Linked DNA regions of Homo sapiens: region 2 is linked to region 1. Evidence: chromatin contacts called from ENCODE Hi-C or POLR2A ChIA-PET data. All regions are on one chromosome and are shown on one strand. Each heading gives the region's core, a stretch centred on a gene start or an enhancer-like site at or near the end of the contact. The rest is flanking DNA. Distances are from core to core; before and after follow the strand shown.

Region 1 (6,940 bases), core at 1,179-3,678:
TTCTCCACATTGCTAAGATACACCATAGCAAGATTCTGGATGGTGAGAAGTTAATGGTCCAAAGTACCGCAACCTTAATAGTCCAACCTATCTTCAATACTTTTTACAATAACCACACAAAGTGGTCCCTAGTGAACATAAACCCTTAAGTGGGCTGAGGAAACTTATATGTCTTCTTGATAGAACTTTCTGCAATGATGGAAATGTTCTCTATCTTTGCAGTCCAATATGATAGCCACTGGCCATATATGACTATTTAAACTTAAAAATTCATAATGCTCAATAGTAACACGTGGCTAGTAGCAAACTGTATTGGAAAGCATATTTACGGCCCTCTACTCAGTGTGGTCTGCAGTTTCAGCTGGCACTTTGTTAGAAATGCACAACCTCAGGTCTAGTCTCAGAGCTACAGAAATGGATTCTGCATTTTAACAAAATTCCCAGGTAATTCATATATACTCAAAGTTGAGAAGCACTGTATTAGAAACCTCTAATTTGTACAAAAATTTTCCTTATATTGACTAAAAACCTGCTTTCCCAATATGTCCACCTTCTAGTCTTAATTATTGCTTCTGGCCGCACAGTGCAAAATTCAACTCCCCTTTCCAAACAGCCCTTCCAAGTGTGGACCTAACAGGAAGAGGCTGAGGCAAAATTAATATGAGTAGTTGCCCTGACTATAGGCTTCGATTACAGTAGTTACAAGTGGATTTTTAAAGCAAAAGAAGGGGCAGTTCCTATATTCACCAAGAATTTGCATTGAAATAACAGGAGGTAGCCCGGGGGTGGCACCAGGCATTTGTAGTCCCAGCTACTTGGGAAGCCGCCAAGGCAAGAGGATCTTTTGAGGCCAGGAGTTTGAGACGAGCCTGGGCAGTATGGTGAGACCTCCTCTCTACAAAAAAAAAAAATTTTTAATTTGGTGGGCATGATGGCACATGCCTGTAGTTCCAGCTACTCAGAGGTTGAGGTAAGAGGATCTCTTTTTTTTTTTTTTTTCTGAGACAGTCTCCCTCTGTTGCCCAGGCTGGAGTGCAGTGGCTCAATTTCGGCTAACTGCAACCTCCTGATTCTTCTGCCTCAGCCTCCTGAGTAGCTGGGATTACAGGTGTGCACCACCATGCCCAGCTAATTTTTGCATTTTCAGTAGAGACAGGGTTTCACCATGTTGGCCAGGCTGGTCTCGAACTCCAGACCTTAAGTGATCCACCCGCCTCAGCCTCCCAAAGAAAGCCTCCCAAAGTTGGGACTACAGGCATGAGCCCCTGTGCTCACCCGAGGCAAGAAGATCTCTTAAGCCCAGGAGTTCCAGGCTGCAGTGAGCTATGATCACAGAGCTGCACTCCAGCCTGGGTGACGTAAGAGAGATCCCATCTAAAAAATAAATAAATAAAATAATAACACAAGCGATTGATTAGCTATACATTGTTCTTTGTATCACACATTCCAGGTACATTAAGATAATGGGAGAGGCAGCTAGTCAGGGACAAAATTCCTTTAAATAATTGTCCCGGGGCTGCATAGGGGAGTATGGTTGAAGTCTCTCTGGGCTCTGATAAATTTTGTATACATCACAGAGTTCTGGTTGTTCTATTTTCCTTTTCTCACCAGTAATTTCCCAGCTACTGAATTCTCTGCCTACCCACGTTTTCCCGGTCTATTTGTTTGTTTTTTGAGGGCAGGGTCTCACTTGTCGCCCAGGCTGGAGTGCAGTGGCGCAATGACAGCTCATTGCAGCCTTGACCTCCCAGGCTCAGGTGATCCTCCCACCTCAGCGTCCCAGGCGTGCGCCACCACACCCAGCTAATTTTTTGTAGAGACGGGGTCTCGTCATGTTGCCCAGGCTGGTCTCGAACTCCTGGGGCTCAGGTGATCTGCCCACTTAGGCATCCCAAAGTGCTGGTATTACTCTCATGAGGCACCACGCCCGGCCGCAAGTCTAATTTTCTTAAAGAGTTAAATATACAGAATTCATTCAAGTGTGCTTCAGTGCCAGAAAGCGTTCCAAACTGGGTTTCCCGACTTTTGCAAAACACGTGTCTAAGCGTGTGGGTGAAAGAACAGACGACTCTCGAGGAGCCCAACCCCTGGCCTCTGTGCTTCTCATGCTTACTCCCCAAACCAAGAGTAGGGTCGGTCTGCCTGCTTGGCTCTTTTGCTCTCACTCACGGCCCAACTCCTGTCACCCTCTTCCATTTCCTTGTCCTCCTTCCCGCCACCAAGCCCTGTCCTTTCCCTTCCTAGGCCAGCACCTGACTCAGAAGACGCGGTCGAGACACGATGCCCCGCAGATCGATGTAGATGGGGGAGGAAAGCCCGCTCTTCAGCACGAAGTCCCCAAACTTGAAAGCCTGCACGTCGTACAGACCCGTCACCAATGGCCCCAAAGCTGCACGAGCGACCGCCATTGTCGCGCGCTGCCTGTTTGCTTCAAATTCCCAGGCGCCCCGGGCCTCCGGCGCCCCGATGACGTCACCCGCGAAGTCCCGCCTCTTCCGCCTGCCTCGTCTGCAGCTTTCCCGGCTTGCTGCACCCGTGGGTTTCCCCGGGCTCAAGGGTCAGGTGGATGGTAGCGAACCTAGCGCCAGTTTGTGCTTCTCCTGGTTTCTTCTGGATGGGGTCGCTGGGGTTCAAAGCCCAGAACAGCTAGATTGACTGTAGGATCATGAAGTCCCACCTTTCATGAGAGTTTGCATAAATCCTGTCCATTTTTTAATAGCCAATGCCTTCTCGACTAGTTCTCTTAATTATCTCTACTCCTTGGCCTAACATGTTATATTTGCTAGTTATTAGCCAAGATTTACCCCCCATGTTTCTCCAAATAGAATATAAGTTATCAAAGACAGGGACCTTTACTCAATTCTTTTATTAACTTCATAGCATCTAGTACGTGACAGTTCCATAGCAGTTTGCACATAGGAATATATAGCACTTAGATCATTACAGTATTCATTACCTCTTTTGTCTGTACTCTGCTTCCTGGAGGAGTACTTTTTTATTTCCTTTGGCGTACCTCAAATGCTTAGGTAATAGGTGTAGAAAAGGTAAGGGAGGGAAGGAGGAGAGTTAGAAGACGGTTAATTGATTGGTATCAGGGTTATCCAGGAGGATAATATTGCTAGACAATCTGAAAATCCAAACATATTTGGTCTTTACAAATAAATCCCTTAAAGAAATAATCAATAAATAATCTGTACAAATAAATCCCTTCTCCATTGTGTATATAAGGCAATACTTTATTCTAGCTTAAGGAAAATAACCCTTAAATTCACATAAAGAATGAAACCTTGTCATTTGCAGCAAGGTGGATGAACCTGAAGGACATTATGTTAGTGAAACAAGCCAGGAACAGGAAGATAAATACCAAATGTTCTCGCTCATATGCAGAAGCTAAAAAAGTTGATCTCATGGAGCTAGAGAATAAAATAGTAATCACTAGAGGCTGGGAAGGGTAGGGGGTGGTTAAAGGACACAAATTACAGCTAGATAGGAGGAATAAGTCCTAGTGTTCCATTGCACTGTAGGGTGACTGTAGTCAATAATAATTTACTATATATTTTAAAATAGCTAGAAGAGGGGCGTTTGAATGTTCCCAACACAAAGAAAGGATAAATATTTAAGGTGAGGAATATATGAATTACTCTGATTTGATCACTGTACATTGTGTGTATTGAAATAGCACTATGTACCCAATAAATGTGTACGATATCATGTGTCAACTATAACAAATACTTTTTTAAAAAAGAGGAACAGATAAGGCATAGCTGTATAGTGCACTACAAAGAACATGAAGTTTCAAACCAAAACATTTGGATTTTAGTCCCATTCTACTTACTGGCTGAGTGATCTTTGGCAATGCATTTTGAGCTATATGAGTCTCAATTTTCTCAAAAATAGAATGAAGAAGCCGGGCGCGGTGGCTCACGCCTGTAATCCCAGCACTTTGGGAGGCTGAGGCGGGCGGATCACGAGGTCAGGAGATCAAGACCATCTTGGCTAACATGGTGAAACCCCGTCTCTACTAAAAATACAAAAAAATTAGCTGGGCATGGTGGTAGGCGCCTGTAGTCCCAGCTACTCGGGAGGCTGAGGCAGGAGAATGGTGTGAACCCGGGAGGCAAAGCTTGCAGTGAGCCGAGATCGCATCACTGCACTCCAGGCTGGGCGAAAGAGCCAGACTGCGCTCAAAAAAAAAAAAAAAGAATGAAGATAATAATATTAACTTTCTCCAAAAATCACTATGAAGATTCAATAAGATAGTTCACTCAAAAACACTTGATAAAAAGTTGGTAGAGCTGAGTGTGGTGGCTCATGCCTGTAATCCCAGTACTTTGGGAGGCCGAGGGAAGTGGATCACCTGAGGTTGAGAGTTCGAGACCAGCCCAGTCAACATGATGAAACCCCGTCTCTACCAAAAAATACAAAAATTAGCCGGGCATAGTAGCACATGCCTATAGTCCCAGCTACTTGGGAGGCTGAGGCAGGAGAATTGCTTGAACCCCGAGGGGGTGGAGGTTGCAGTGAGCCAAGATCATGCCACTACACTCCAGCCTGGGCAACAGAGACTCTGTCTCAACAACAACAAACAAACAAACAAACAACAACAACAACAAAAAAAAAAGCAGAGGAACATAGATTGTACCAATTCATTTTGTGTTCTCCATTTCATTTACTTAGGCTGGGTAAAGGATCTTGGCTTTAACCAATATTTAGTCTTACTATTTTAGGTATTTACCCTAAAGAGTTTCCATGAATGTAAAATTTCATGCAGTAGTTCAATCTGAGCCTTTTCATGGACCTAGCTCTATATTGCTTACTGAATCCCTTCTGTATTCTACTCTGATATCTATTTTAGACTGAGCTTGTGGGGTTCTGATTATCATTTGTATTAGGGCTTTTGCTAATATTCCATAACTATATTGGTGATTCCTCTGAACCACTCCCCTTCAAAAAAATATAGGCTGAGGTACTGTTATTTAATTATTTATTATTGTTTGACCTACACTATACACACACAGAGACACTGAAACACACACATACACATTTATTTTAAGTTATGTTCTAGGGCCAGGTCAGTGGCTCATGCCTGCAATCCCAGCACTTTGGGAGGCAGAGATGGGAAGCCCAGGAGTTTGAGACCAGCCTGGGTAACATGATGAGACTCTGTCTCTTCAAAAAATAAAAAAAATTAGCCAGACATCATGGCACACACTTGTGGTCCCAGCTACTGGGGAGGCTGAGGCAGGAATATCACTTGAGCCTGGGAGGTTGAGGCCACAGTGAACTGTGATCATGCCACTGCAGTCCAGCCTGAGTGACAGAGTGAGACCCTGTGCCAAAAAAAAAAAAAAAGTTATCTTCCAGTGAATGTCTCAGTGACCTTGAACAATCACCTAGATTCTGTGACTCAGTTTTCTCTAATCCAAGTAAAATAACTTACTTCATAAGAATTTGTTGGGATTAAATGAAATATTAATTACAAATGGGCTTCATAAGCTATATAGGTGCTAAAATACATACAAATTCTAGATAAAAAAAAAGCCCATAAGGGGCTTATGATTTTAACTCATAAACCTGATTCTGATTTCATTTCTAATATTCTTTATTATCTATATTTTCTCAGGAGATTGTGCTGATGAGCCAATGTGAAGAGCCCATGCTTTTGACAAGTGTTTCTCATTACAAATAAATGCAATAAAATCTTAATGAAATAGAAGCCAAATGTTAAAACATGTTTTTGTTTTCTTGGCAAAATAAGCTAATCAAAACACTTTAACACTCTGGCTAATTGACAGTATACCATGAATCAGCCTCATTTGCACGTGGGTGGCACATTTAAACTTTCAAAGCCTGATCATATCTGTATAGGCTAACCCAAATTGCTGGAGTCCACACCAGAATGTATAAACTTGTGAGATCCAGCCCAAAATACCCTCCAGACAGTCTAACAACATTATCACCTGAAATACCAGTATGAAATTAACAACAACCCGAGGCTTTTTTTTTTTTTTTTTTTTTTTTTTTTTTTTTTTTTTGAGATAGGGTCTGGTCTCACTTTGTTGCCCAGGCTAGAGTGAGGTAGCATAATCACAGCTCACTGTAGCTTCTACCTCCCGGGTTCAGATGATGCTTCCACCTCAGCCTCCCAAGTAGATGGGATCACAGGCATGCACCAACACACTCAGTTAATATTTTTAAAACAATTTTTAATATGTGGGGGGTTGGGGGGACGTGGGTGTCTCCTTATTTTGTCCAGGCTGGTGTCAAACTCCTGGGCTCAAGAGATCCTTCCACTTTGGCCTTTCAAAGTGTTAGGATTTACAGGTGCTAGCCACCACACCTGGCTCTGAGGTTTCCTTGGCATTTTTGGGTAAATGCCTTAGAATACTCTAGGGCACAAAATTGTTGCTTTCTCTCTAAAATCCTGGGCCAAACATGTTGTAATAATCCTGTGATATTTTTACCTTTTCTAAGTCTTTCATATATTTGGAGAAAGAAAAAAATTACTCTTTTCTTTGAACAAAGGTTTAATTAGGAAAAAAGAGACAACCATATAGTATCTTTAGTATAGTATATTTATAGGAATGCATAACATGTGAGATGTACATTTTGAAGTTTCATCCATAACTTATAACATTTACTGTAGCAGTAACAAGACAGCAGGTCATCACTTTACAACATTACACATGAGTGATTTTGACTTACAAATAAAATATTTACAACCTACCTTTACAAAACGACATTGTGTGCATACAAAATGAACAACAGCAGAAAAATTTAAAAATAATAAAATAACCAAAAACCCAGAAGATACACTTAAGGCAGACCAGCAAGACACTGAAATAATTAAGGCTGTGGAATTCTTCTGCACCTTGAAAATATAGAGCTATTTATCAATACTGTGGAGTGATTTTAAATCAATTGTTACAAGCCTGATGGA
Region 2 (6,940 bases), core at 1,183-3,682, 130 kb before region 1:
GTCCCTAGAGCTCTGGGAAAATAATGACAGGACTCGATATATAGGTAAAGATGCCTCAAAGTTGTTGAGCACATCAACAAAACCATATGGCCTGACCTAGATAGCAAGAAAGCGAACTTTGACACTGATGATAGAGATGCCTGGCACTGAGAAGAAATCTAACTTTGGTCCGCGTGGCATATGGTGTGTCCTTTGCTGTCTATAAAGCTGGAGTTGCTGAGAATAGGACTCCCTTTGTACCATCATGTTGCTGACTTGGTCTGTGCTTCCGAAGTCAGTGCAACCCTGCAAGTTGCAGCTTTAATGTGATTAATGGTGGTTTCCACACTGGCAACCAGGTGACAGTGCAGGAGCCCATGATTCTTGTTGTTGGTGCAGCTAACTTTAGGGAAGCCTCGTATGCACTGGAGCTGAGGTTTATCACAACCTCAGCTGAAGAATGTTTTTAAGGAGAAACATGGGAAAACTGCTACCAGTGAAGGGCATGAAGAGGGCTTTGCTCCTAACATCCTAGAGAATAAAGAAGCCCCAGAGCTGCTACAGCATGCACTTGGGAAAGCCAGCGACACTACTAGGGTTGTAATAGGCACTGACCTGTCCGCCTCACAGTTCTTCAGGTCTGGGAAATATGATTTGGACTTTAAGTCTCCTGATGGTCCCAGCAGATACATTTGGCCCTGTACAAGTTCTTCTGCAATGATGGGTAGTATCCATCAAAAATCCCTTTGAGCAGGATGTTGGGAAGCTCAGATGAAGTTCACTGCCAGTGCAAGTATCCCAGCAGTGGGGGGGATCATCTCATTGACCAAACTGAAGGAATTGTGCACCTGCCTCCTGCTTAGGTGAAGCAGGTTGGCTCTGTGCCCTAGTCTATTCCAGAGTGTAAGCTGGTCCAGACCAGTGAGAGAGGTGTCAGGGGTTCTCATTACTCTGAAAAAACTGACCATGCTTCCGTTGCCACCCTGGTGGTGGGGCTGTGCACTGGACTGATCAAAACAGGTGCACCTTGACAAACAGAACTGGGCCAAGTATAGTCAGTTCCTCAGAAGCAGAGGGGCTGGATAGCAAGGCTCAGTTCGCCAGTGAGAAATTCAGAAATTCTCTAGCAGAGTAAGCACTGGGCAGGCAAGCCCCTGAGCTCTTCAAGCTCTGGAAAGCTAATTAGACATCTACTTCAGACAGCTCAAGACAGCAGACCCAAACTGGCAGGGCCCTCAGGTCGTTACCCCTCCTTTTCCAGAACCCTGTGTTTTTCTTCTCACTGCTTCACTAGAACTGCTATATCAGAGCCAAGCTTGACCACCTGGAACCCCATTTAGAAAGTTCTGCTTTTAAATCTAAGGCCAGAGGCCGGGTGCACTGGCTCACGCCTGTAATTCCAGCATTTTGGGAGGCCGAGGCGGGCAGATCATAAGGTCAGGAGATCGAGGCCATCCTGGCCAACATGGTGAAAGCCCGTCTCTACTAAAAATACAAAAATTAGCTGGGCATGGTGGTGCGTGGCTGTAATCCCAGCTACTCGGGAGGCTGAGGCAGGAGAATTGCTTGAACCAGGGAGTCGGAGGTTGCAGTGAGCTGAGATTGCGCCACTGTACTCCAGTCTGGTGACAGAGCAAGACTGTGTCTAAAAAAAAAAAAAAAAATCTAAGGCCAGAATAATATATATATGTGTATCTCTCTGTGTGTGTGTGTGTGTGTGTGTGTGTGTGTGTATATATATATATATGTTTTGTTTTGTTTTTTTAACAAAGTCTCACTGTCGCTCAGGCTGGAGTGCAGTGGCATGGATCATAGCCCACTGCAGCCCGGAGCTCCTGGGCTCGAGCGATCCTCCCGCCTCAGCCTCCTAAAATGCTGGCATGAGCCACCATGGCTGGCTAGAAAACTCATTTTTCTAACCTTGTTGCACAACAAGTGTTTATGGAGCCACTTATACCTTTGATGTAGTCCTGGAGGTTGTTGACAGGCAAGATCCTCGGGGATTTAATGCACAAATAAAAAATCGTTATTAAAAAAAAACAACCCAGAATATAAACAAACATACCGTAGGCTTAGGACAATACATCTGGCTTTACTTATTTAAAAACACTGCAGCGTCTTCTTGACTTCTTGTTCTTTTTTGTGTTTGTTTTTTGTTTTTCTGAGACAGGCTCTTGCTCTGTCGCCCAGGCAGGAGTGCAGTGGCACAATCGCAGTTCACTGCAGCGTTGAACTCCCAGCCCAAATGATCCTCCTGCCTCAAGTCTCTCAAAGTGCTGGGATTACAGGTGTGAGCCACCACACCAGGCTGACTTCTTGATCTTGAATTTTATAAGGATTCTAAAGGGCATTGGGTAGTTCCAGGACATCTGAGACCTTGAGGGAGGGTGCATTCCTCTGATTTTTGTGCCTCTGCCAGCAGTCTGGCTTCTAACAAAGTGGTCAAGGGATGCTGACTCACATGAGGCTTCTGGCAAAGTGTTCCAGAGGGAAGAGGAAGGGACCAGTGTCCTAACTCCTCCAGAAAGACTCATAGGACAGCATTGGCTTCCAGCCTGCCAGAGTGGGGGGAATCTTGTTTTTCACATTCACCAGGGAAAAGGTGAAACCCCTTTGCCGGAAATGACCAGGGAGGCTTCATGATTTATAATAAAGTATATTGTTTCATTTTAAAGTTAATACCTTAACCTTCTGGTGTCCCAAATGAGGTTGAGTTGTTCTGATGTCCAGCTTTCTCCCAAACCCAAAGAAAGATTTTTCTTATCAATGTGTCGTTATCATACAAACAACAAAGATAAAAACAAAAATGTTTTTGTCACTTTACTATAACACCTCATTTAAAATTGTTCTTTCAAATCCTAATAAATACAATTCTATATTTTGGGTTTTTTTTTCCTCCTTAGTGTAAATATTTTAAATTTCTTCTTAATTCCCATAATTATTTGTAATGGCTGTCATCTATTGAAGTGATATGCTATGTTATTCTTATGGTTTAAGGATTTAGGTTTGCAAGTTTTAAAGATTATATTATAAGTAATACTGCCGTATATATCACATAGAGTTTCTCCTTTCTCTTTAGATGATTTTCTTGTAATAAGTTTCTTGGAGTAGAGCACTGGGTCAGTGGATATGACCTGTACTGCCACATTGTTCTCCTGAATGATTATCCAGCATCCAATGCCTGTGAAAGATGATAAGTGAACAACTTAAAGGTTAACTCTTGAATGCCCAAGGGAAGACTTTTCAGCTACTTATATGTCATCTTATTTATTTAACTATATATTATTTCATCTACTTATTTATTTATTTTTAGAGAGGAGGTCTCATTATGTTGCCCAGGCTGGTCTCAAACTCTTGATCTCAAGCGATCCTCCCACCTCAGTCTCCCAAATAGCTGGGATTACAGGCATGAGCCACCATGCCCAGCAATATATAACAACTTTTAAAAAATTTTAGCTATACAACTTCTGATCATTTCTGTTTCTCTTGCTAATCATGTAGGCAGTTAGGAGCATTTTAACCATCAAAATAACAACAAAACCGAACATTTTTATTATGTGTTTACAGTTTACAAAATGCTGTCATGTCCAGCAGCTCAGTTAATCCTTACAATACTTGGTGAAGCATCTGGGATAGGGATTACCATTTCCTCCATTTTCAGACAATGAAAATGGAAAGTAGAGAATTTAAGGTCAACCAGATGGAGACGCAGCCACGACATGCGATGTTTTCGGGAGACACCCTGACCACCTCCTGCTCTCTTCCTCTTTTTCCCTGCCTAGGACTTCGGAAGCCCACGGTCCATCACCTCTCGGTGTGATCTGAGGGCAAACCTTGTCAAAAATGGCTGTGGAGGTGAGATAGAGAGCCCAGCCAGCAGCTTCCATGTCCTGAGGAGCCTGCCCCTCAGCAGCAAGGGTTCGGGCTCTGCAGGCTGGGACGTCATTCAGATGACACCACAGGAGATTGCCGTGAACCTCCGGCCCGGTGAGTTGCCCACAGAAAGGGCTGGATGCTCTGGGATCAGGAAGGCCCATGGGGGAGGTGGGACTTGTTAATAATGGGACAATGAGTCAGGCCAGGCTGAGATCAGAGCCACGAGATGGTGATGGGGAGGCAAGGCTCAGACCTCAGGAAGCAGAGTATATTCTTATTGATGTGTCTGTGGACAGGCTCCTGTGGACAGAGGAAGATCTTTGCTATTTTTAAACAATTGTGGTGAAATATACATAACATTTACCATTTAAGCGTTTTCAAGTGTACAGTTCAGCAGCATTAAATTCACAATATTGTATAAACATCAGCAGTATCTATTTCCGGAACATTTTCGTCGTCCTAAACAGAAAATCTATACCCATTAAACATTAACTCCTCATTCTCTCTTTCCCTTGGTTCCTGGTAACCAGCATTCTACTTTATTTTTTATTTTTCATTTATTTTTGTTTTTAAATTTTGTTTAAATCAGGGAGCAACTGATGGCAGAAATTACAGTCATTCAGGGTGTAGTGGCTGCCTACTCTACTTTCCGACTCTGAACTTGACTAGTCCAGATACCTACCATAAGTGGAATCATCCAATATTTGTCCTTTGAAGTTTGACTTGTTTCACTAAGTGTAATGTTTTCAAGTTTCACACATATTTTGGCATGTGTCAGCACTTCATTCCTTTTTTGGCTGAGTAATATTTCATTGTATGGGTGTATCACATTTTGTTTATTCATTTGTCAGTGAACATTTAGGTTGTCTTCAACTTTTGGCTCTTGTGAATAATGCTGTGGTTTATTCTAGGAGGATGCTGGTAGATTTACTCCTTAGTGAATGCAAGTTGCTCAGGAAACACGCCACTTTTAGGAAAAAGTGTTTTTTCCTGTCAGCAAATTCCATTTGAGTCTGTAGCATTCTGCAAGGACAAACTTTTAGAGTGGAGATATTTTGTTTTGTGACCATGGGGCCCTGCAAGCCTTAGAGTTGCTTAATATAAGGAAACGGTAATATAATTACTTATAATGTAATATAAAGAAACAGTTTTGCACACCTACTATGTGCTAAACACTTGACCTAACTTTAAGGTAGCTATCTTTTTTTTTTTTTTTTTTGAGATGGGGTATCGCTCTGTCACCCAGGCTGGAGTGCAATGGCACAGTCTTGGCTCATTGCAACCTTCACCTCCCGGGTTCAAGAGATTCTCCTGCCTCAGCCTCCCTAATAGCTGGATGTGTACCACCACGCCCAGCTAATTTTTTTGTGTGTGTGTTTTTAGTAGAGATGGGGTTTCACCATGTTGGCCAGGCTGGCCTTGAACTCCTGACCTCAGGTGATCTACCTTCCTCGGCCTCCCAAAGTGCTGGGGTTACAGGCGTGAACCACCATGCCTGGCCAGGTAGCTCTCATTTTACACACAAGGAAACAACCTGCTCAAGGTCTCTCAGTAAGTGGTGAATCGATTCAGCCCCAGGTCTTGGTAACCACAAACCCATGGCTGTTTCTAGTTCACCACTTTTATCATTGAATATTCTGCATATTAGAAGCCTTGCAATGTCAAAGGGTTAGATGTGCATGTGGCTAAATTGGAAAGTATTACGCTATTGGGAAGGGGCAGATTTTTTCACATTTTACTGATTTTTTGCTGTTTTCTTCTATCCCATGGTCTAGGAAACCATTGGCAGTAGCTATTTGTAGATGGTTTATTTAGACTCCAGGGAAGCTTGTAGCAGTGGAAAGATCATGGATCTGGCTGGCTCTCTTGGGTTCTAGCTCTGGCTCTGTCCCTAGCTTGGAGGCCCTGGGCAAGTTACTCCATCTCTCAGCATCTTAGGGTCTTTGTCACCTTTGTTCCTCATGGGCATGTTCAGAGGCTTAAATGGACTTTTTGTATCAGTGAACTTTTCAAAGTTAAAATTTTTATTATTTTCAAAGAGCAGTGGCCGAGGGTACCAGATGGAGGTTTGACCAGGGATGCTCAGTGCCTTGGAAATGGATTAACACAGTGCTGCATGTGGTAAGCACTCAGTAAAGCTCGTTGTTGTTGCTGTGGTTATCATTGTATGGTCTGCACCAAGAGTTTTTAAAGAAAGCTCCAAGTCATCATATAGTTGAGAAATGTTTTATTTTGTCTATTTTAATTGTCTTGAAAATAAGAAACAAAAGAAGAGTGTAAGTTGGCCCTGCTGGATAGAGAAGCTTAAACTATTGGGTTGCCTGCCCAGGAATCAGTGTTGAGATTAATTGAAGTTAGGATTTTTGCAAACCTTCTCACTGTAAGCAACACTCAGCCTTTTTGTTTAGTGAGATACTGAATTGAGAGAGAAAAGGAAGGGAACTCTTACAGAGCTGTGTGAGTGGGTAGAAAAAAGTCAGCTGAGCACTTATGTGGGCAGATGGTTGGTAATGTCCTCTGGGGAAAGAGAAATCTCTTATGTGAAGACAGACTCAGGGTCCAGGGTTTGGACCGAAAGGGATATAGGAGTTGTTATAGACCCTTAATATGTTGGAACATCGTGTTGTATAAGAATAGTGTATTTTCTTTTTTATCATAGTAACAGTATAGCAATAACACATGAAATTCTAGAAAAATAATCCACTTTAACATAAAATTATTTTTCATTTTTACTATGTCCTCTGTATTATTCACCTTTTTGTATTTTTCATATACTTATCATAATGTATGTATAATCGTGCTATTTTCATTCAATAATCTTTGAAAATTAGGAAAAAAATTCACACCTCCAAAAGAGTTTGTAGTTTCAGAGCCATTGTGGAGGAAGGTTTTAATTTACATTTTCTGAACTCCTCATCTAGAATAGCTCTCAAAGCCTGTGGTGTTCTCTCCAAGAAGTATCCTTTATGGTGGCAAGTCTCTCTTCTTCAGGATAGACTTAACTTAGACAAGAGTTGCATCACACAAATCCAAAGATGTCCACACTTTAATAATTCCAGTTTTTAAAATGAGAATTAAGGTGTGA

The links. Hi-C counts contacts between places; a loop is a spot of excess contacts on that map. ChIA-PET counts read pairs that join two places held with the same protein, here RNA polymerase II (POLR2A). Pooled maps may share reads with other maps.
Region 2: a loop to region 1 is called in a pooled map, with 3 times the contacts of the local background. The contact joins the enhancer-like site here to the promoter of UMPS in region 1. A Hi-C loop is called at or near these places in 4 of 50 pooled maps. POLR2A ChIA-PET finds 5 or more read pairs at or near these places in 3 of 52 experiments (AG04450, Panc1 and activated T-cell).

The regions. Positions count from the first base shown.
Region 1 is chr3:124,725,940-124,732,879 of GRCh38, reverse strand. It overlaps UMPS (uridine monophosphate synthetase), which reads right to left and starts at 2,428. Exons shown (of 6, transcript NM_000373.4): 1 at 2,253-2,428. The coding sequence starts at 2,408. KALRN (kalirin RhoGEF kinase) reads right to left here. Exons shown (of 60, transcript NM_001388419.1): 60 at 6,555-6,940. MIR544B (microRNA 544b) reads right to left here and starts at 441; the gene lies at 364-441. RefSeq lists enhancers at 2,349-2,758, 2,171-2,770.
Region 2 is chr3:124,856,268-124,863,207 of GRCh38, reverse strand. It overlaps ITGB5 (integrin subunit beta 5), which reads left to right. Exons shown (of 15, transcript NM_002213.5): 3 at 3,762-3,966. It also overlaps the pseudogene ENO1P3. Among named protein-coding and RNA genes, the nearest start is that of ITGB5, 28 kb to the left of the region's middle. RefSeq lists an enhancer at 3,863-4,400. Within about 2 kb of position 2,432, at least 21 of the 41 ENCODE cell types and tissues checked have a DNase peak (open chromatin) inside an H3K27ac peak, as active enhancers do; they include Panc1, where a contact is called at or near this core.